2 separate regions of the Homo sapiens genome follow, and region 2 is linked to region 1. The links are chromatin loops, found by intact Hi-C in ENCODE. Cell type or tissue: endothelial cell of umbilical vein. All regions are shown on one strand. Each heading gives the region's core, and the rest is flanking DNA. Links, peaks and the distances in the headings are about the cores only.

Region 1 (10,384 bases), core at 1,048-9,047:
TGTGTGTGTCCTGGCACATACATCCACATTCTATGAAGAACTGGACATGGCTAGAGACTTGAAGTCCCTTGGCTAATGCCTGGAATGCAACATGCCAAGGGTTGAATAGAGAATGCCACAGAACTAATAGCATACCTGCCCCCTGGCTGACCCATAGAATTTACGATGGGTAGGTCTGGCTGATAGAAACACACCTGGTGCTCCCACCACAGGTACCACGATGTATAGAGCAACATTAGGGTAATGTCACCATGGGGTGGTTGCCCACCATAGCCTGAAGTTGTTGCTTTCTGTATGGCTGTTATGGCCTATGGTTTCAGTGTTCTACCCTGTGGGCGCATCTCCCAACTAAAAGAACTCCCTCAGCCTAAGGGGTGGAGTGTAAGGAAAATGAATGTGCTTCAGTCAAGAATAGGTTGAAATAAACATTCAGTACAGCATGACACAGCAGGTTTGGAGTGCAGGTGCACAATCCCATGCATTATGTGACCTGTTTGTGTGAACTCATACCTGGCTTTGAGTCACTATTGTCTGTAAGTTACATAAACGTATCACCGATACTGTGAGAGGGCATGTGCCTAATGGAGCTGGCCACCTTGCAGGCAGATGGGGAGAGCCAGGAAATGGCGAGCACATCAGGGAACACAGCTGCAGGTGTGGGGATGAACAGAAACCATGGTGCTGTGCTGAGAGGGCCTGTGGCTGGAGCGGGCAGCCAAGACAAAGCCTTGCAACTGGAGAGAGAAAAAAGCCATGTTGCAACTGCCTATGATTTCTTGGGTGTTTTTCCAGCTACCCGCCACCTGCCCAACAACTTCCCATGGACCTCAGTGTGGGCTAGAACCTGACCAAGGGTACATATGACAAAGTAGGTACTCAATGAATATTTGTTGAGTGGATTGAAATATTAATGGAGTTAGTAGTTTAAAAGTCCTGTTCAGGAAAACTTCTTTCTTTTTCTACCTTCTACCTGATCCTTTTATGGAGTTTTCAGGCTTAGATGCATGCAGTGGAGATAGGATGGAAGAAGCTGGAATTCTTCTTTTGTTTATATTTTTGCCTCCTCAGATTCTCACTAGTCCAGTACCTCTCATACCTCTTTGTGTATCAGAATTCACAGAACTTTACCCACACTTTCAATTTTAACTTATCAGGCTTAGGTATTTTATAAAGTGCCTCAGGGCCTTGGTTTTAATAGGTATTCAGCAAAAAAAAAAAAAAAAAAAAAAAAAAAAAATCATGTCCATTACCAAGATCCTGAGTCAGGCTGAGGGGCCCTGCATTAGGGAATGTGAACACTTTTGCAAATCCAGAGCAACTGGAATCTAGAGTTCATTCCCTTAGGAGATGAAGAAGTCACAACTGGCTGGATCTATCAGTCCTGGATCCCTCTCTGAGGGAACTTACAATTGTGGATTTCTGACATCCATATTCTAGGTGCTGGCTGTGGACTCCTCTCTCTGCCTCAGGCCATAAGTCATCCTCTTCACACAGACTCTCTCTCCACCAGCACCACCTCTCTCACATCAGCAGGCATCAAAATCACCTGGAGTGCTTGCGAATCACAAGCTTCTGATTCAATCATCTGGGTTAGGGCCCAATAATTTGCATGAATAACAAGGTCCCAGTGGATGCTGCTGCTGCTGGTTCACAGACCACACTTTGAGAACCATTACTCTAAGTAATTTTCTAGCTATGTGTAAGTCTAACATGAATCTACTTCCTGTCACAGGTACATTTTGCCAAAATAAATCTTACAGGTTTTATACTGCAGTTGGTTTACAATACAGCCATTTTTCTCTGTTATCAACTAAAAATTCCAGGAAGTAAGTATTTTGCTTGAAGATACTTTCATCTGATGAAAGGGAAAGGTGCCTTCTTTTCTCCCTGTGGCAGTAGGGCTTTAGGAACAGAGAACACATGGAAAAGTTTTCCCAAACAAATCCTCACTCTACTGTCTACTGTCTTTACTAGGTGATCACTGACGGGGTAAAACTAGCTTTCCAATCTCTAGCTCCTTTGATATCCCAGCCAAAACAGAAAGAGAAAGTATCTCTATGAAGGCTTCTTTACACTTATCATGAGTCATAACTTTGAAAGAAACATAATAAAATAGTTTTGGCCTTTTAAAATGTCTGAATTGAATATAGACTACACCCTTGAAAATATTAAACATATTTCCTATAGTGGTCTACAAATTTTTCTTTCTGAGTTGATATAACTTATCTTTTTGTAGCAGAGTAATATCAAGGATATAAAATATTTTGTTATTACACAACATAGCATCTCTTATTTGTATTAGAAATATTAAAGAAAATTGTAATTGTAGCGACAGTTTATTTTAGACATCTTCCCATATATGCAAATTTTAAAGAGTTTGGTAGGCTCTGAGATAGATCTATCCCTTTGAGGATTTCAAGTTTTTGCATCAGAAATCTAGCGCGGTAACTCTCAAGTCCAGAGCTAAACAACTACTCTAAGATTATGTAAAAAACAAAACCAACAAACAAAAAACCACACTTACATACAAACAGGTACAGAAGACCTAAAAGTCTATTTCTTTCATAGGTGTAGCAAATTAATATGAAATTTCTGTACGCATTAGCTTTTCTTTTTGTTTCTACAAAACTTTTTCATTACTCTAAAATGAGCTACTGGATTTTATTTCCAGCCCATTTTTCTTGTGCTTTTTCAAAATTTCAAATTTCATATATCATTATATTTCAAAATTATACCTTCCTTTTTAGGCATAAAGAAGTAGAAGCTTTCAGACGGGAGCACTCATGTGCTTATTGTTTTTCATGCTTAGATTATTCTTAGTAAATAAAACTATTTTCAATCATCTTTCACTTATCTTTAAATTCAGAGGTTGACATTACAAATTATAAGCTTAAATATTTTTTCTATTCATTGCTTCTGCAATTTCATATTTCATATTCATGATAAAGACACAGTAAGACAGGACTGACCAAGGAAGAAAATAACTCAACAGATTTACTAGGAGAAATTGCATTTTCATAACTTTGAATGTCTAAGATATTAATAAAAATTAATCTGTTATTCAAGAATAATTAATGTCTGACAAAATTGGAGGAAAGTGACGGTCTCTAGGCTTCGAGGGGATTGACTGGAAAGGGACATGAAGGAAGTTTCTGGGATAATAGAAATGTTTTGTATCTTGGTAGAGATGTATGTAGTTTGCCTTATGCTTTTGAAAACTCCCATGGAACTGTATAACATCTCTAGAGTTTACTGTAAGTATTCATACTTCAGCAAAATAAAAAAATATATAAATACAGAAATAATTCTGTAAAAATCTATTACCAACATTTCTGTATCACTTTATATTTTTATATACAGTGAAGTTAAGTAAATCAACTTTTCAACAAACACCTTTTTAAGGAGAAATTGATAATGATTGAAGAAATGTTTATATTAATAAAAGTTTTAAATAATCTCACTCTCTACTAGCATTGTAATTTGAAGAATATTTTAACTAATTTTTTCTAAGGATAATTGCTGACTTTACTTGTCACTAAAACGTATATGCCTGAGAGACTGCTTATTCTTTAAGATATAAAAAGAAGTCTTTATTTAACTTTCTTAGAATCTGTTTCATTTTGACAGTCTCTAGGAAACCAAGAGATCAACACAGGAAATTATTCTAAAGAAAATTTAGAAGAAGAAAAATGTTTTTATTTATCTTGATTTCTCTGTTGGTAAGAGAACCAGATCTCTTAATGTAATTACACTAAGAAATGAATATGCGAGACAGAAATACGTGGGAATTATTTCTTCCTAGCATGTCTTGATATTCAACCTAACTACTTGGAATCAAATTCTACATATATACCCAAAAGGAGTAACATCTATATGGATTTGAGATGCATAGAGACTGCTAAGTGTTATTGTAAAAGCATTTCTAAAGTTTGATTGAGGTATAATTTACATACAACAAACTACACATATTAAAAATGCACAACATGATGGGTTGTGACCTTTGTACACATCCTTGAAACCACGACTAAAGTCAAGACTGTAAGCAAATTCTCATCACTCCAAAATGTTTCTCTTAGTCCTCTTAATTCTTTCTTTCCACTTTTTTCCTACCTCTCCTCCTCAGGCAAACACAGATGGAGCTTCTGTTACTATAGAATAGTTTGGATTTTTGTGAGTTTTTGTATAAATGAAATCATACAATATATATTTTTTGGTATGGCTTCTTTCATTTACTATAATTGTTTATAGATGCTGTTTCATGTATCAATAGTTTATCCCTTGGCGTCAAGTAGTATCCAGTCATGCGTATATACCTCTATCTGTTTATCCACTCAACTATTCATAGGCATCTAAGTTGTTTCTTCTAAGTTACGACCATTAAAAATATAGCCAATTTGAATATTCATGGACACATTTTGTTATGGGCCTATGCTTTACTTTCTTCTGGGTAAATACTTAGGAGTGAAATAGCTGGATCAACTGAGAGGTACATATTTAACTTTTTAGGCTATCACAAACTGTTTTCTGAAGTTTTCATACATTTTACAGTCCCACTAGTAGTGTATAAGTTGTCCAGCTACCCCCAGATTTTCACTCACACTTCATATGGTAAGTCTGCTTTTAATTCAAGCCATTCTAAAAGGTGTGAAGTATCTCATTATGGTTTTTATTGCGTTAATAACTAATGATTGATGACCTTTTGCTGTGTTTATTTGCCATCTATTTATCTTCTTTGATGAAGTAATTATTCAAATTTTTTTATCATTTTGTAGTTTTGTATTTGACCATGAATTTCCTTAATAATAAGTTTTGTTTGTTTCTTTGTTTTAGATATGAAGTCTCATGATGTTTCCCAGGCTAGCCTTGAACTCCTGAGCTCAAGTGATCCTCCCAACTTAGCCTCTTGATTAGCTGGGATTACTGCATCCTACTCCTACTGAGTATTTTAAATAAACTTTTAATTTTAGGATAGATTTATATTTGCAGAAAAATTGCAGTCATATCCCAGCACATTAGATATACCTGGCACACAGATTTTCCTATTGTTAACATTACTATGGTGTATTAGTCACAACTGGTGTATCTATATTCATTCACAATTATCAGCTAAAGTACCTACTTTATTGTGATTTCCTGGGTTTTTAATACAATGTCTTTTTATCTAAGATACCACATTACATGTAGTTATCGTGTCTCTTTAGGCTACTCTTTGGCTGTGACAGTTTTCTAGATTTTACTTACTTTACTTGATGATCTTGACAGTTTTGAGTAGTACTAGGCAGACATTTTGTATGATGTCTCTCGATGTGGATTTTACTCAACTTTTTCTCATGATTAGACTTGTGCAGTAGTTTGAGGAGGAAGACCACAGAGCTGAAAGGCCATTCTCATCACATCCTATCAAGGGTACATACTATCAACACATCACTGATGGTGTTAACTCTGACCTGGCTGAGGTCGGGCGTGTCAGGTTTCCTTTGTTTGCCCTGGAAACAAAGGAGGAAAAGGATGAAGTCATGCTTTTCCTCCAAATTTCCATACTATATTCATTAGACAATAGGCATGTAAGGTGTGGGAAGCTATGCTCTGCCTCCTTGGTGATGGAGTATATAAATACATTTTTTGGAACTCTCTACTTGAGCTTTGTCTATTTTACCCTAATTATTTACTTATTCAACCACTTAATTTGTAACAGTATACATCCATTTATATTTATTTTATAGTTTTCATTATTCTTCAATTTAAATTTATTTAATTATTAATTGTTCATAGTATTCTAGATTTGCCTACAAAGACTCTTTCTGTTAGCTACTGTACCTCCTGGATATCCCTCCATTTTTTTTGTTTGGCACTTTCTTACCTTTTGGCACTGTAAGATGGTCCAGGATCATCTTATGTATTTTGAGTTTCAGATATCCAAGATGCTCTGGCTGCTTTTATCAGAGAATAATATTAAAACCAAGATCTGCACTTTGGGAGGCCGAGGTGGGTGGATCACCTGAGATCAGGAGCTGGAGACCAGCCTGGCCAACATGGTGAAACCCCATCTCTACTAAAAATACAAAAATTAGCCAAGCGTGGTGGCACATGCCTGTAATCCCAGCTACTCAGGAGGCTGAGGCAGGAGAATTCCTTGAACCTGGCTTGGGGAGGTTGCAGTGAGCCGAGACCGCACCATTGCACTCCAGCTGGGCGATGGAGCAAGACTCCGTCTTAAAAAAAAAAACAAGAGCTGGGCACTAATTGTGCTGATTACTACTGTGGTGTTGTTGCTTCTAGGCTCTCTCAGCAGACAGAACAATCAATTATATGTGTCTATACTAACTTGTGTTACACACCTATCTAATCACTTTTTTATCATCTGTGTCTATGTTTACTACACATGAGGTCATGTAAATTCCCACAAGTAATGTGAGAGAGTTCTTATTTCCCCACATTTTTGCCAACACTTGTCGGTAACCAACTTTTTTATTATAACTCTTTTAGTGGCTGTGAATTGGCATTTCATAATGACTTCGTTTTGCATTTATCTAATTGTTAATGATGTTGAACATATCTTCATAAACTTATTGTACATCTTGGGAAAATGTGTATTCAAATATTTCATGTATCTTTAATTGGGTAGTCTATTTATTACTGAGATATACAATTTCTTTAAATATTATATATACTGGACTCACATAAAATTTGCAAATGTTTTCTGCATTGTATGAATTGTCTTTTGACTTCATTGATACTGCTCTTTGAAGGGCAATAGTCATTAGTTTTTACGAAGCCCAGTTGATCTTTTTTTTTTTTTTAGTTGCTTGTGCTTTTAGGGTCAGGCCTAAGAAACAATTACCTAATCCAATGTCATAAAGATTTACACCTATATTTTCCTTAAAGGGTTTTATAGTTTTAGATCTTATATTTATGTCTTTATCTATTTGAGTCGGTTTTTGTACATAGTATTAGATAGGAGTCCAACATTGTTACTTTTCTCATGTGGGTTTCCACTTGTCCCAGAATCATTTGCTGGAAAAAAAAATATTCTTCTCCAGTGAATTGTCTAGGTACGCTTGTCAAAAATAAATTGACTATAAATATAAGTATTTATTTCTGGTTTCTCAATTCTATTGTCTATGTATATCTAATTCTAGTACAATACAAAATTGATTACTGAAGATTTGTAGTAAGTTTTGAAGCTAAGAAATGTAGTAAGATTTAAAATTAGGAAAAGTGTCCTCAGACTTGGTTCTTTCTTATTATTGTTTTGGCTGTTATGATTTCTTGCATTTTCATATAAATTTAAGGATCAGCTTGTCAATTTTTGCAAAAATACAAAAAAAGGTCAGTTAAAGTTTTGATAGATTTGTTGGTGAATACATAGACTAACGTGGGGAATATTGTCATCTTAGCTATGTTAAATCTTCTAAATCATAAACACAGAATATCTTTGATATAGATAATTGTTCTTTAATATCAGCTCATATATTTAACATACGATAAAAAATTTTTGTACTACTAGTGTAATGTGTTTACATGGTAATAGTATAGCGTTATCTTCTGGTGACATTGAAAAACTGTAAACTTGCCTATAAGATGATAAAATTAATAATAGGGTTATTAATTGTTGTAATTTAAAAAAGTTAAAATAAATAACACAGCTGAAAATGTATAAAGACATTTCATAGGAAAAATGATAAACTGGTATATATATGTATATATATACACACACACACATCAGAATATACTTCTGATTTTGAAAAGTTAAAATAAATAACATAGCTGAAAATTTATAAAGAAAGATATTTCATAGGAAAAAGGATAAATTGGTATATACACACACACACACACACACATCAGAATATACTTCTATCTGTATATGTTTTCAGACTTCAATATTTATTTATTTATTCTTAGATAGGGTCTTGCTATGTTTCCTAGGCTGGAGTACAGTAGCACGATCATAGCTCACTGCAGCCTTGAACTCCTAGGCTCAAGCAGTTTTCCTGCTTCTGCTTCCTGAGTAGGTAGGGCTACAGGCTCATGGCAACATGCCTGGCTACATTTATTTTTTGTAGAATTGGAGTCTTGCTATGGTACCCAGGCTGGTCCCAAACTTTTGGCCTCAAATGACCCTTCCACCTCAGTCTCCCAAATTGCTAAGATCAGACTCCCATATTAAAGAAATAGCTCCGGAAAAAGCAACAAGTAAGTTATAACAATTTCACAAATTACAATTTAACTAATCTTTTTCTGGAATCAGAGTATTTTACAAGGGTTCAATAGAGACCATGCAGAGAGTTTGTATTTCTACAATCTGTTTTTCCTCTATGTTCAATTGTAATCATTTAAACACTCAGCCAAGAGCTTCCCAAGAATGAAAGGGCAGCTGAAATGTCCTGAGAACAATCATATCTATATTACATAAGCCACAATAGGACATAGGCATGAACATGGCTCTAATGTCCTATAACTTCCACCTTGTTAAAGTTATCTGGCAAAATAAAGAAACACCAGCATCAGTTCATAAAAAAGAATGTACAATGTTCATAAAGAAGAATTGTGCAAGCTAACAATGTTAATTTGTAAATAAGCCTGCATTCTTAGTGACAGTGTCATAGCAAAAGGAGTGTTACTTTAGCAAAAGTAACAAAAAACTAGATTTGAATCTCCGTTAGCCTATATATTCATGGTGAAACAAAGGTGAGTTTTATTGTAGCACAGGCTTTTAATATACTGGTCATGGCTGCTAAATTAACTGTGGTGATGTCTAAAGTTTTCAAGTCTCGTGACAGATTTTGTTTCTCATCTACTCTGAAGCTGACAGCTGCCATTACGGCTGCCTCTGCAAGTCTTACTGACATTCTGGGTGTCAAGACTGACGAGCATTACTTGCTATGATTTAAAGGGAAAAGAAATGCTTGTCCTTTATAAATAAGTATTAGATATTGGAAATATGTTTATTAGTGAATAGAAAAATATTGGAATGGTTAAAAAGTTTAATTAATAATTTATATCTACATACAGTAGTGCAAAATTTGGATTAAATAGCATATGGATTAAGTTTTAGGAAGCAAAATCAGAAATAAAATGAGAAGAAAAAACAAGAAGTAGTTTATCTCAGGAGCTCAGAGCTTTTAGTGTGTGTAACTAATTTATGGCTTTCAAAATTGCAAGATGTTTAAACATGTTTAATAACATCCAGACTAAGACAAATAGCAAAAATTGTCAATATAAATTTTTCCAAGCCCATAAATGTTAAGAGTTGAAAAGTACCTTAATGTAATTTACTCCATCCCTCAACTTTACAGAGGATGAAGCTGAGGACTACAAAAGTAAAGTGATTACCCAATACAAGAGAACTAATAAGAAAGAGTTCTCCTGATTCCCATGACTGCCAATATTGACAAAAGATATTTCTTATCCCTCAATATGCTATGATTAATGAATGTTATATTAAGTATAGTATTCTCTTTAGCCTTTGTTCTGGACCAAATGCTTGTGTCTCCCTAAAGTTCATGTGTTGATGTCCTAACTCCCAATAGGATGGTAGCTGGAAGTGGGGTCTTTGGAAGGTAATTAGGTTTAGATGAGGTCATAAGGGTGGGACAGCACGATGGGATTAATGCCCTGATAATAAGAGGAAGAGAGACCAATGTTCTCCCTCTCTCTGTGGTATGAGGACACAGTGAGAAGGTGGCCTTTCTTCAAGCCAGTAAGAGTATCTTTACCTCACCTGAAACGGAATCTACCGGCACCATAATCATAGATTTCTTAGACTCCACGACTGTGAAAAATAAATAACTGGCTGGGCGCGGTGGCTCACGCCTGTAATCCCAGCACTTTGGGAGGCGGAAGCGGGCAGATCACAAGGTCAGGAGTTCAAGAACAGCTTGACCAACATGGTGAAACCCCTGTCTCTACTAAAAACACAAAAATTAGCCGGACGTGGTGGCGGTTGCCTGTAATCCCGGGTACTCAGGAGGTTGAGGCAAGAGAATTGCTTGAACCCAGGAGGCAGAGGTTGCAGTGAGCTGAGACCACGCCATTGCACTCCAGTCTGGGAGACAGAGCGAGACTCCGTCTCAAAAATAAATAACTAAATAAATAATAAAATAAATAAATAAATACCTGTTGTTTAAGTCACTCAGTCTGTGGTATTTTGTTATAGCAGCCTGAGCTAAGCAAACCTAATAGCACTTATACTTTTCTAAATTGCAGAATTATACTTCTAAGTATAATTAATTCAGGGGTTACTGGATATAGTGTTCCTGATTGAATTGAGAAAACAAGTAATTTAAATCAACTGAAACAATGTTGAAAATGCAATAACCTAAAATATCCTGAGCAGAAATCTAACTATTTCTAAAATACAGTGAGAGTAATATCTTCCATTGTC
Region 2 (10,384 bases), core at 718-8,717, 73 kb before region 1:
GGACATTTATCAGTTCCCAAATAATACTCTTATAATTTCTTATGCCTGTCTTTACTTTAATCTCTTAATCCTGTTATCTTCATAAGCTGAGAATGTACGTCACCTCAGGACCGCTATTGTACAAATTGAGTGTAAAACATGTGTGTTTGAACAATATGAAATCAGTGCACATTGAAAAAGAACAGAATAACAGCAATTTTCAGGGAACAAGGGAAGACAATCATAGGGTCTGATTGTTTGTGGGGTCAGGCAGAATAGAGCCGTATTTTTCTTCTTGCAGAGAGCCTAGAAATTGATGTGCAAGTAGGGAAGATATTGCTGAATTCTTTTCCTAGCAAGGAATATTAAGAATTAAGACCCTGGGAAAGGAATGCATTCCTGGGGGTAGGTTTATAAATGGCCACTCTGGGAGTGTCTGTCTTATGCAGTTGAGATAAGGACTGAAATATGCCCTGGTCTCCTGCAGTACCCTCAGACTTATTAGGGTGGGGAAGAAACCCCACCCTGGTAAATTTGAGGTCAGACCAGTTCTCTGCTCTTGAACCCTGTTTTCTGTTGTTTAAAATGGTTTTCAAGACAATACGTGCACAGATGAACATAGACCCTTTTCAGGAGTTTTTGGTTTCACCCTTTGCCTTGTGATCTTTGCTTTGCCCTTTGCCTTGTGATCTTTATTGGCCTCAGAAGCAGGTGATCTTTGTTCTCCTTTTTGCCCTTTGAAGCATGTGATCTTTGTGACCTACTCCCTGTTCGTACACCCCCTCCCCTTTTGAAGTCTTTAATAAAACCCTGCTGGTTTTGCGGCTCATGTGGGCATCACAGTCCTACCCATATGTGATGTCACCCCTGGAGGCCCAGCTGTAAAATTCCTCTTAGTACTCTTTCTCTTTATTTCTCAGCTGGCTGACACTTAGGGAAAACAGAAAGAACCTATGTTGAAATATTGGGGGTGGGTTCCTCTGATACATATACGTTTATTGTGCACAACCTGATGTTTTGAAATATGTTTACAATGTGGAATGACTAAATTGAGCTAACAGATGCATTACCTCATATACTTATTTTTGTGGTGATAATACTTAAAATCTAATTTTTAAGCAATTTTTGGCAATGCAACACATTGTTTTTAACTATATACACTATGTTGTACAATAGAGCTCTTAAATTTATCCCTTTTATGAAATGGAAATTTTGTATCCCTTGAGCAATATCTCCCCATCCTCTTTCTCTCAATACCTGATAACTGTCATTCTACTGTCTGTTTCCATGAGTTCAAATTACACCATTCATTTTATAAGCTCTCATGAATAAAATTTTCTTTAATCTTGTTTTTCTATATGGCACATTATTGAAGTATATTCTTGAAAACATATATGTTTTATGAAGCATCTTTAGTGAAAATTACAGTGCAAGAAAGGTGTGTCTGGATGTGCATGTGTGTATGTCTTTATGTTGAAGAAGATTCAGTTTTTTGACTAAGATAATTAAGAGTCAGAAAGTACTTTACTTTTTAAATACATGTGATATTAGTGATTACGTTCTTAGAGAAGAAGAGAACCATATCTTTTGTCACAAAATAATAGCTTTCTCATAATGTATGTCTTGTGAAGTGTTTGCATTGATTTATGTATGAGAAGTTTACTACAAATACTTAACCTTTTACCAGTAACAAAATATTAATAGAATTCTAAATCATTCTAATTATCTTTGTTTCTTATTTTCAAGTAAATTAATTCTTGAATGCAGACCATTCTCATAGCTTCCTCACCTTCTTGGATCTCTGTATCTATACTCACTTTTATTGTCAACCAATAAAGAACATTATCAAAGAGAAAAATAACTGGGACTTCCCTTAAACCAAGTAATTTATAGTAAGACGATGTAATTTCTCTCTTAGAAATTCATATTTCAAATTTCATAATACAGTTCAGGTGCAATCTTAAAATGGAAATATTATAAACTCAGCCTATCCATTTATTAAAATTAAATCATTTAAAAACTGTGCATAATAGGATGATTACTTTTAATTATAGAACAAATTGTATTCCAAAATATTAAGATTAACATTGTAATGTTTTATTTCTGTTAAAACTTTGTGCTGAGAACATTACAGACAAATTATCTTGATTTTCTAATTTAGTTACCATGTATCCTTTGGAAATGTATTATTTTCTCTGTCTTAAAGATGAAGAAACCAAGTTTCAGAGGTCACACTACTAGTTCCAGCTATTATATGGTTTAATGATATAACCTCTGAGTGTATATTGTTTCAGTATATGCCATAAGTATATTTAAGTGACCTTGAGATTTTACATATTAAACAGTTTTTAAGTTGTTAAGTACACAAACCACTGCAACTAGTATCACTATTACTAATCTGTGGATTGATTGGCAATGGTGATTCTGATTCCTCACTATGCTCCCCAAAGTGTACATTACCTTGAAAGCATTTGGCTCACTGAGGGATCATTTGTTGAATGGAAGGCCTGAAGACTGCAAGCATTAAGCGTTAACAGCCTTAATGAGTGATTCAAGAGGTACTCACTCACCAAACACCTTTGCGGATTCTATTTGACAGTGGATTCTGTTTATGTTTGTTGTTTGTAGATAAATGTTCTTGTTTCAAGGTGGGGAATCACAAACTATGTTGATGCTCTAATGCAGCCTTAATTTTTTTCCTAGGAAAATGCACAGAAAAAAAAATTTACATTTTATTTTGACAGATCTGTTTGCCCCCAAAAGACTCTCTAGTGATTGCCTAGAGATCTATGAGTGCCACCAACTGGAGAACTGCTTTACCAGATTATGTGTCACAAATCTTAAGTGTTCTTAATTGAAATTATGAGCTGAGTTTCAAAAGATGAGAAAGGTTTAGTGTTTGGGATTGATGCATCAACACATATTATGTGTCTTGTATCAGTCACCCACTAATCCACAGAAATTTCAAGTAGAGTATCTATATTCAGGAGATGGCTATGTAAAGTAATCTCTCCTTACTTGTTGGTTTATTGCTCCTCAATTTCAGTATAGAACTTTATTTCCGGTGATCAGAGTCAGACTACCTGGGGAAATAAGAAATTCTTTGTTCTTCACTAGATTAATTGGCTAGACTTTTATCCTAGCTTTAACTCCTGGATTTATTTAAAACAAAAAACTGGAAATGTGCATCACTCGACAACTAAGGAAATTTTCCAAACATACTCTTATACTAAATTCATGAAAGAGAGAGACTCAAATGATTGTTTTTCTAAATATATGTGCCACTTGTGCAAAGGTTTCCTTCTTAACGCCAGAGAACTTCTTAATGTCTTGACTATCACCAAGTTGTACAAAATGTCTTCCTACTTGAGAGTGACATTTGGGGAGGGTAATTTGATAAATTCGCTTATTTTTGTTTTGATTTTTTGTTTTCTCTTAATTCAGTGAGTATAAAAGCCATTTTTTAAGGGTAGAGATATTGATGTCTCTAAGGAGAAATGTAAGAGGTGTATTTCCTCCCTCCCTCCCTCCTTTCCTGCCTGCCTGCCTTCAGAGATGGAATCTCTCTCTGTTGCCCAGACTATAGTGCACTGGCATGATCTCGGCTCACTGCAGTCTCTGCCTCCTGGGTTCCAGTGATTCTCCTGCCTCAGCCTCCGGAGTACTGGGACTACAGGCGCACCCCACCACGCCAGGCTAATATTTGTACTTGGGGTAAAGATGGGATTTCGCCATGTTGGCCAGGCTGGTGTTGAACTTCTGACCTCAAGTTATCCACCCACCTCGGCCTCCCAAAGTGCTGGGATTACAGCGTGAGCCACCGCCCCCCACCCTTAATATCTTTCTTCATGTCATATGAGCCACTGCGCCCCACCCTTACTATCTTTCTTAATATCATACTGATCTTGGCCTATGAAGCGCCTGATTTCTATCTAGACAAAACTTAAGTTTATTTAAAATTATTCTTCAAACGGTACACCAGGAAAATAAATAGCCACATCATTTTTGTCCTTTTTCTAATCAAATGGAGCTGAGTTACTTCATCAATTGTTTTTATGGACTGTGCAATTTGTGAGAGCATAGCCTAAATGATATGGTTCCTCTCAAATGGCCATAATCTACTGCACTGTAAATCTTAGCAAATGAACATCAATGCATCTTTAACACCTTGATATATAGAGAAATTAAAGTCCCCAAAGTTATGTTTCCCCTCCTCTTTTATATAGAGAAATTAAAGTCTCAGTAAATATTATTCTCTAAATAATATATTGCCATCACGTGAGCATTTGTTCCCAAACCGCAAATAAGTTCGTGTACAAGGTCAATTAGACCACATAGACGTGAAGCTTAACTTGTAGTGAGCTGGGACTTACACACAAAGAGTGAAATAACTCCTTTAATTACTTTACCAGAAGTTCACTACTGTGTTCCAGGCTGACCACTTTAATGACAGGGAGCGTGGTAAGTTGAAGGCGGAAGCTAATGATAAGAAAACAGAGTAATTTCCACGATAGGTTTATTTGATAGCTCCCGTTAAGTCTATGCTACCAGAAAATTCTGCTTATTATCTAGCATTTTCATTTTCCTTTTGAAGGTTGAATGCAGTGAAAATGAACTGTGTCCTTCTATTCCATGCAAATCTGATGTACGAAAATGAGCCAAGCATTGCAGCACAGCGTTGCACATACACATAACTGTCTGAATAACAGGAAGGGAAGAAAAAGGAAGACAATGGGAGAAATTGCACTGCCCTGAGTCAGAAATCAGATCTGTTGCCATACAGCTGCCGTTATGTGATCATTTGCAAGTCAACGTTTCTCAATTGTTTAGTCATTTGTAAGACAAAAAGACTGGTTGGATTTCAGAGAATTTTGAATCCTCCTTTCAGGTTTAACAAGCAATAAATGATACTCTTCAGTGTAAAAATAATGCCAAGACATTATTTGACTTTAAATTAAATTCAAACAAGATATCTTGCTACAGTTAAAAGCTGAAATAAGTCGTTTATAATAAAGCGCATTTCCTCTTCTAAAGAAGAAAATCTCGAAGTCCTGTCTTTGAGATTAAAATTCCTGAACAAATTTCTAGAATAAATTTGAAGAGATTAAAACTGACGAATTCTGTACACAATCCAAATGTCACAAAGTACAGTGATTCACTCAAGGGGAAAGGATTATTACTTTTGAGTATTATCCCTTGCTTTCCAGTTCACATTATATTGAGTTGAATTATAGTGACTGAAATTGGCATAAAATTAATATAATAATGCCAACCGTTAGCAAAAAATTACATAAGGAAATTATTAGAAGTCATATCATATTGCTAATTCTCCAAGCAAGGATTCATACAATTATGCAATATTTGCTTCCCAAAACAAGCATATTTTTAAAGCCATTGTGAAATCCAACAGGACTGATGATGACTTCTTTTCACCTAAAGAGCTTGTTCTAATTTAGTAATTCTCTCTCTCTCTCTCTATATATATATATATCTCTCTCTGTCTGTCTCTCCCTCCCTCCCTGTCTCATCTGATCTATCTGCATGAGGAAAATTTTCTCTAATTTCCCATTGATAAGCTCCCAGAAGAAGGTGGTCCTAGTCTTCCAAAAGGATAAGCACAGTTTGGCAGCTCATTTCAATTTCGTGGCAGTATACTGCAGTACACAAAGTTGTTATGCAGGTAAGCCATGTCCTGCAAACAGATGTTTGTAGTCATAAATTAAAAATTAATACCCATAAGGCTAATTGCCAGCTGTTGCTCAATGAATTCTGAACGTCAGAGAGAAGGATGGATGTTGCTATTAAACTCTAAAACAACGCTATCTGAAACTATGATTTGAACCAGACCTTTGATTTATTGAATAGTCAATGTCTATCAACTCTCATTAAATATTCTACATAATTTTTTGTAGTCCAAGAGATTTGGGAAAGTATAAATTGTTATGTATACACTATAGGCCAAATACTGCAAATTAAATAGGTTACCTAGTTATTATTTCAAATACGCAAGGAAGATGTTATTTTCTCAATTTTAAAAATTAGGTCACTGAAGATCACATAAAATAATTAAGATGTTTAGAATCTCTAAGCAGTGGAAGAATTACTGTGTAAACTTCCACATACCATGTGGAATCAAAATATTAAAAAGAAGCCAGTCGTGGTGGCTCCTGCCTGTAATCCCAGCTATTTGAGAGGCTGAGGCAGGAGGATCACTTTAAGCCAGGAGTTTGAGATCAGCCTGTGCAACATAGCAAGACCTCATCCCTAAAAAAATTTAAAAACAAAATAAAATAATTAACCCATAAAATAAGTGTAAGAAGCACTAATTACATTTGATGTCCCAGTAGGAACACATATTTTTATAACACTGAATTTTTTTTTAAATCCCTCTCATTGCTTTGATTGTCCTGTTACCTGAAGCCTGTCACATGTGTTTAGACTCCCAATTAGTCTGCAGCACAAGGAGGTCATAAAGGTTGAATAGTGAGTGGGTAAGCTTCAAGTCCAACAGTATAAAGCCGATGCCCGTTCCTCTATGCCCTGACATATTATGTTTGTTAACCTGAAAATTCTATCCTGTTGTCTTCCTTGTCTTATAATTTCCAATAGTGTGGAAAATACATTTATTTTAAATCCCTAAAATAGAATGTACTGATTTTTACATTTACTATTTATCAGTTCTGTTAAAAACATACTTCATTATATTATACTGTCCTATAACTTTAAAATGTTTTAATAAGTAACCTATATTTATTTTCACCCTTTGGCAACTGAGATTTTACAAATGTTTGCATTTTGCTTTGCACACAAAGAAAAGTTTATAGTCAGATTTATCCTGCCCAATTTAAATTCATTCCAAAATAAGCACTGTTTTCTTAATGCTTGCTATCCCATGGCAAATCCATACGCTTCCAAACCCTGTATTCTGTATTTTTCAGGTAGCTTCAAAATCAGAGTATCATTTTTGCCTTATTTTAAATTATTTGTTTCGTAATGTATGAATTTTTGAATTAATATAGTTTCAAAGAGGCCAGGTGCAGTGGCTTATATCTGTAATCCCAGCACTTTGGGAGGCCAAGGCGGGCAGATTACCTGAGGTCAGGAGTACGAGACCAGCCTGGCCAACATGGTGAAACCCCATCTCTACTAAAAATACAAAAATTAGCCAGGTGTGGTGGCACATGCCTGTAATTCCAACTACTCGGGAAGCTGAGGCAGGAGAATTGCTTGAGCCTGGGAAGCGAAGGTTGCAGTGAGCCGAGATCGTGCCACTGCACTCCAGCCTGGCCGACAGAGCAAGACTCTGTCTCAAAAAAAAAAAAAATACATATATATATATGTTCAACATTAGCAAAATATGTTTGTAGAAACATATTTAGTTGATATTTAGTTAGGGAGAATGGTTTAAATTTTACTACATAACCCTTAAAAGAATTATTTACCCCAATTTAATAACTAACAGACTAAAGAAGCTCAAATGTTTTATGAGAAGACAAGCAGATAGGCTTCTAATGCTTAAAATTTTGTCCCAATTCTTAACTTTACTAAATATATTAAAATAAAATTTATGTAGTCATATTTCTGTCATTTAAGAAATTAAAAATAAGATATATATTATCTCTTACTCTGGATATTACTGTCTTTTCTATATGGAACTGTTAGTTATTAAAATTTATAGGATTACTCTTAAGATAATTTTACCTATTCGGTTACATTGTTGTAAGGTTCAAAATCAATCAGACATGTAAAGTACAGAGCCTGACACACACACACTTCCTCAATAAGACTGTTTTCTTCACTTGAATGGAAACAATATTACATTACATAAACTTAATGCAAACATTTTTTGAAGTCCAATGATATATTGTGAAGCAAATATTACATTACTTACAATTTAAAAATAGAGTCAGTGAAAGATGTTCCAAGATTTGGAAGTCACAGTAAAGGTCACATAATCCATACTCAAATCTCGGGTGCCAAAATTACTCCTACAGAAATGTGATGAATGATTACTCAGCCTCTCTACACTTCCAATGATGAGTCGGGAAGAAGAACAGAATATTCTATGTGGTTTGCTAATCTTGAACTGTGACTGGTATTTTCCGGTTGTCTTCACTGACAGGTGAACTGAATGTTGTGTGAATTGAACCGGTTTGATATTTCTTTTCACCATCACCTGCCAGGCAGCATTGGGACGGACCTTCCCATTTAAAAATCTGATGAAACATCGTGGGGTGTTTTTGTATTGCATGGTAGATTTGAACGATGAGTCTTTTGGCCATTCTCTCTCATTATTATACATGCATGTGAATTAGCCAGGGTGATACACTACTCTATTTTTATCTCTATTTTGTATACTGATTCATCATTTGTGTCAGTTCAAGTCATTAAAATTAGACATGGGCTGGGCATGGTGGCTCACACCTGCAATCCCAACACCTTGGGAGGTCAAGGTAGATGGATCACCTGAGGTCAGGAGTTTGAAACCAGCCTGGACAACATGTTGAAACCCTGTCTCTACTAACAATACAAAAATTAGCCAGGCTTGGTGGTGGGTGTCTGTAATCCCAGCTACTCAGGAGGCTGAGGCAGGAGAATTGCTTGAACCCAGGAGGCGGAGGTTGCAGTGAGCTGAGATTGCACCATTGCACTCCAGCCTGGGGGTCAAGAGTGAGACTCCATCTCAAAACATTAAAAATTAGAAAAAATAAAGGAATAAAAATAAATAAAAGAAAATTAGACATATAAAAGATGTATTAGGGGAAACACTTGTGAAGTTAGAAAGGTGGGCAGCAGCAGCAGTGAGAGGAAGAGTTTTCATTCTGCAATGCAGGCCTGAGAAGTGTACAAAGAGGGAGAGAACATGAAGTTTTGTCTGATGAACTTAGCCAGACCGATGAGGATCTCGAGCAAAGTTGAGATTAGAGGAGTTCTTCATCAAGAAGAAATGGTCTTAATCTAATAGGACTTCCACGCCTAGCCAATAGCCAGGAGAGGCCCAGGTAGAATGTGGCTTTGGAGTAAATACCACAGCAAGTGCCAAGGCCCAGTGAATGGAGGCTCTCATCTAACTGTGCTCTTTGCCAAGGTGCTCATGGAGAGAGATCTGAGTGGGGTACTTCTATGGCTGTCACATTAGCATAGGTTATCATTTATTAGGAGAAACAAGACAGGAACAGAGAATTTGATAATCAGAGGTCATTTTTGGTCAGTTATTGAAAGGCGCAAAGGGAGATAAAACAAATCTGCATGCATCAGGAAATGCAGGGGCGAAATCCATGGTGGTGATTATCTCCTTAATTTTACATGTTCTTAAGAAGTTCTCTATTCTTCTCCCACCCTCCAATGGTGGTAGAGTAGTTATTTTTAGAAGGAGATTAAGACACTATTTGCAGTGGCTCACCTCTGTAATCCCAACACTTTGGGAGGCCGAGGCGGGCAGATCACAAGGTCAGAAGTTCGAGACCAGCCTGACCAACATGGTGAAACCTCGTTTCTACTAAAAATATAAAAATTAACCAGGCATGGTGGTGCATGCCTATAATCTCAGCTACTCAGGAGGCTGAGGCAGGAGAATTGCTTGAACCCAGGAGGTGGTGGTTGCAGTGCTGAGATAGCGCCACTACACTCCAACCTGGCGAGAGAGCGAGACTCCATCTCAAAAAAGAAAAAATAAAATAAAAAATAAAAAAGGACACTATTTGCAGTTCCAAATGTTTTTTCTGGTGCCTATTCATTATCTGTGTATACACCTTATCTTTTAGTAGTATATAGATCCTCAGGGAACATGAATAACAACTACTAGAGAAGTGGCAGATGTGGAAATCCTAGCTGTTACTCTGTGGTATGTTTTATGCAAAAACATATGCAAAATGTATATGTTTATAAATCACACAGTGATGAATTACATAAATCCTGTAATTTTGAATGTGGTGTAAACTGATGTTCCTCATCCCAGGATCCAACTGATAGTTTCTGTTTCGCTCTCATTCTGTGAATGATGAGAGTGGGACTTGGGGCTGTAGACAGCAAGACAGATCCAGAATCAGGATGTGATACACAGGCAGTAAAGCAGGGAACAAAGACTACAATAATCCTCTTGCTCATATATTTATTTAAGTGGGTTGACAGACAATATACCAATGTTATTTATATAATTAATAAAATATGGTAGACAGGGACACAAATAATGATAGTGATAAATGACAATTTTGATCACTTATTATCTCCCAAGCACCGCTCTAACTGCCTTAAATGCATTTAATCAGTGTACACTTCAGAGGTATACAATATAATGATTCCCATTTCAAGGATTAAAAACTGAAGGAATGATAAAGTAACAACAAAATTCTCAAAGTAATAATATAGCCATAATTAGGGTCCATACAGAATAACAATTTTGAAC

Evidence for each region. Peaks named below come from ENCODE experiments on the same cell type or tissue, not always from the same donor. Only the 100,000 strongest peaks of a DNase experiment are listed, where the experiment ranks them.
Region 2: it touches region 1 in a loop (4-fold over the local background); 2 of 110 quality-filtered maps call a loop at or near these places.

The regions. Positions count from the first base shown.
Region 1 is chr18:67,300,211-67,310,594 of GRCh38, forward strand. No RefSeq gene overlaps it. Among named protein-coding and RNA genes, the nearest start is that of DSEL-AS1, 210 kb to the right of the region's middle. RefSeq lists a silencer at 389-589. In endothelial cell of umbilical vein, for the core only: no CTCF peak of the experiment used is centred there; a DNase peak (open chromatin) is centred at 5,441.
Region 2 is chr18:67,227,847-67,238,230 of GRCh38, forward strand. No RefSeq gene overlaps it. Among named protein-coding and RNA genes, the nearest start is that of MIR5011, 150 kb to the left of the region's middle. In endothelial cell of umbilical vein, for the core only: no CTCF peak of the experiment used is centred there; a DNase peak (open chromatin) is centred at 4,705; H3K27ac peaks cover 1,882 bases.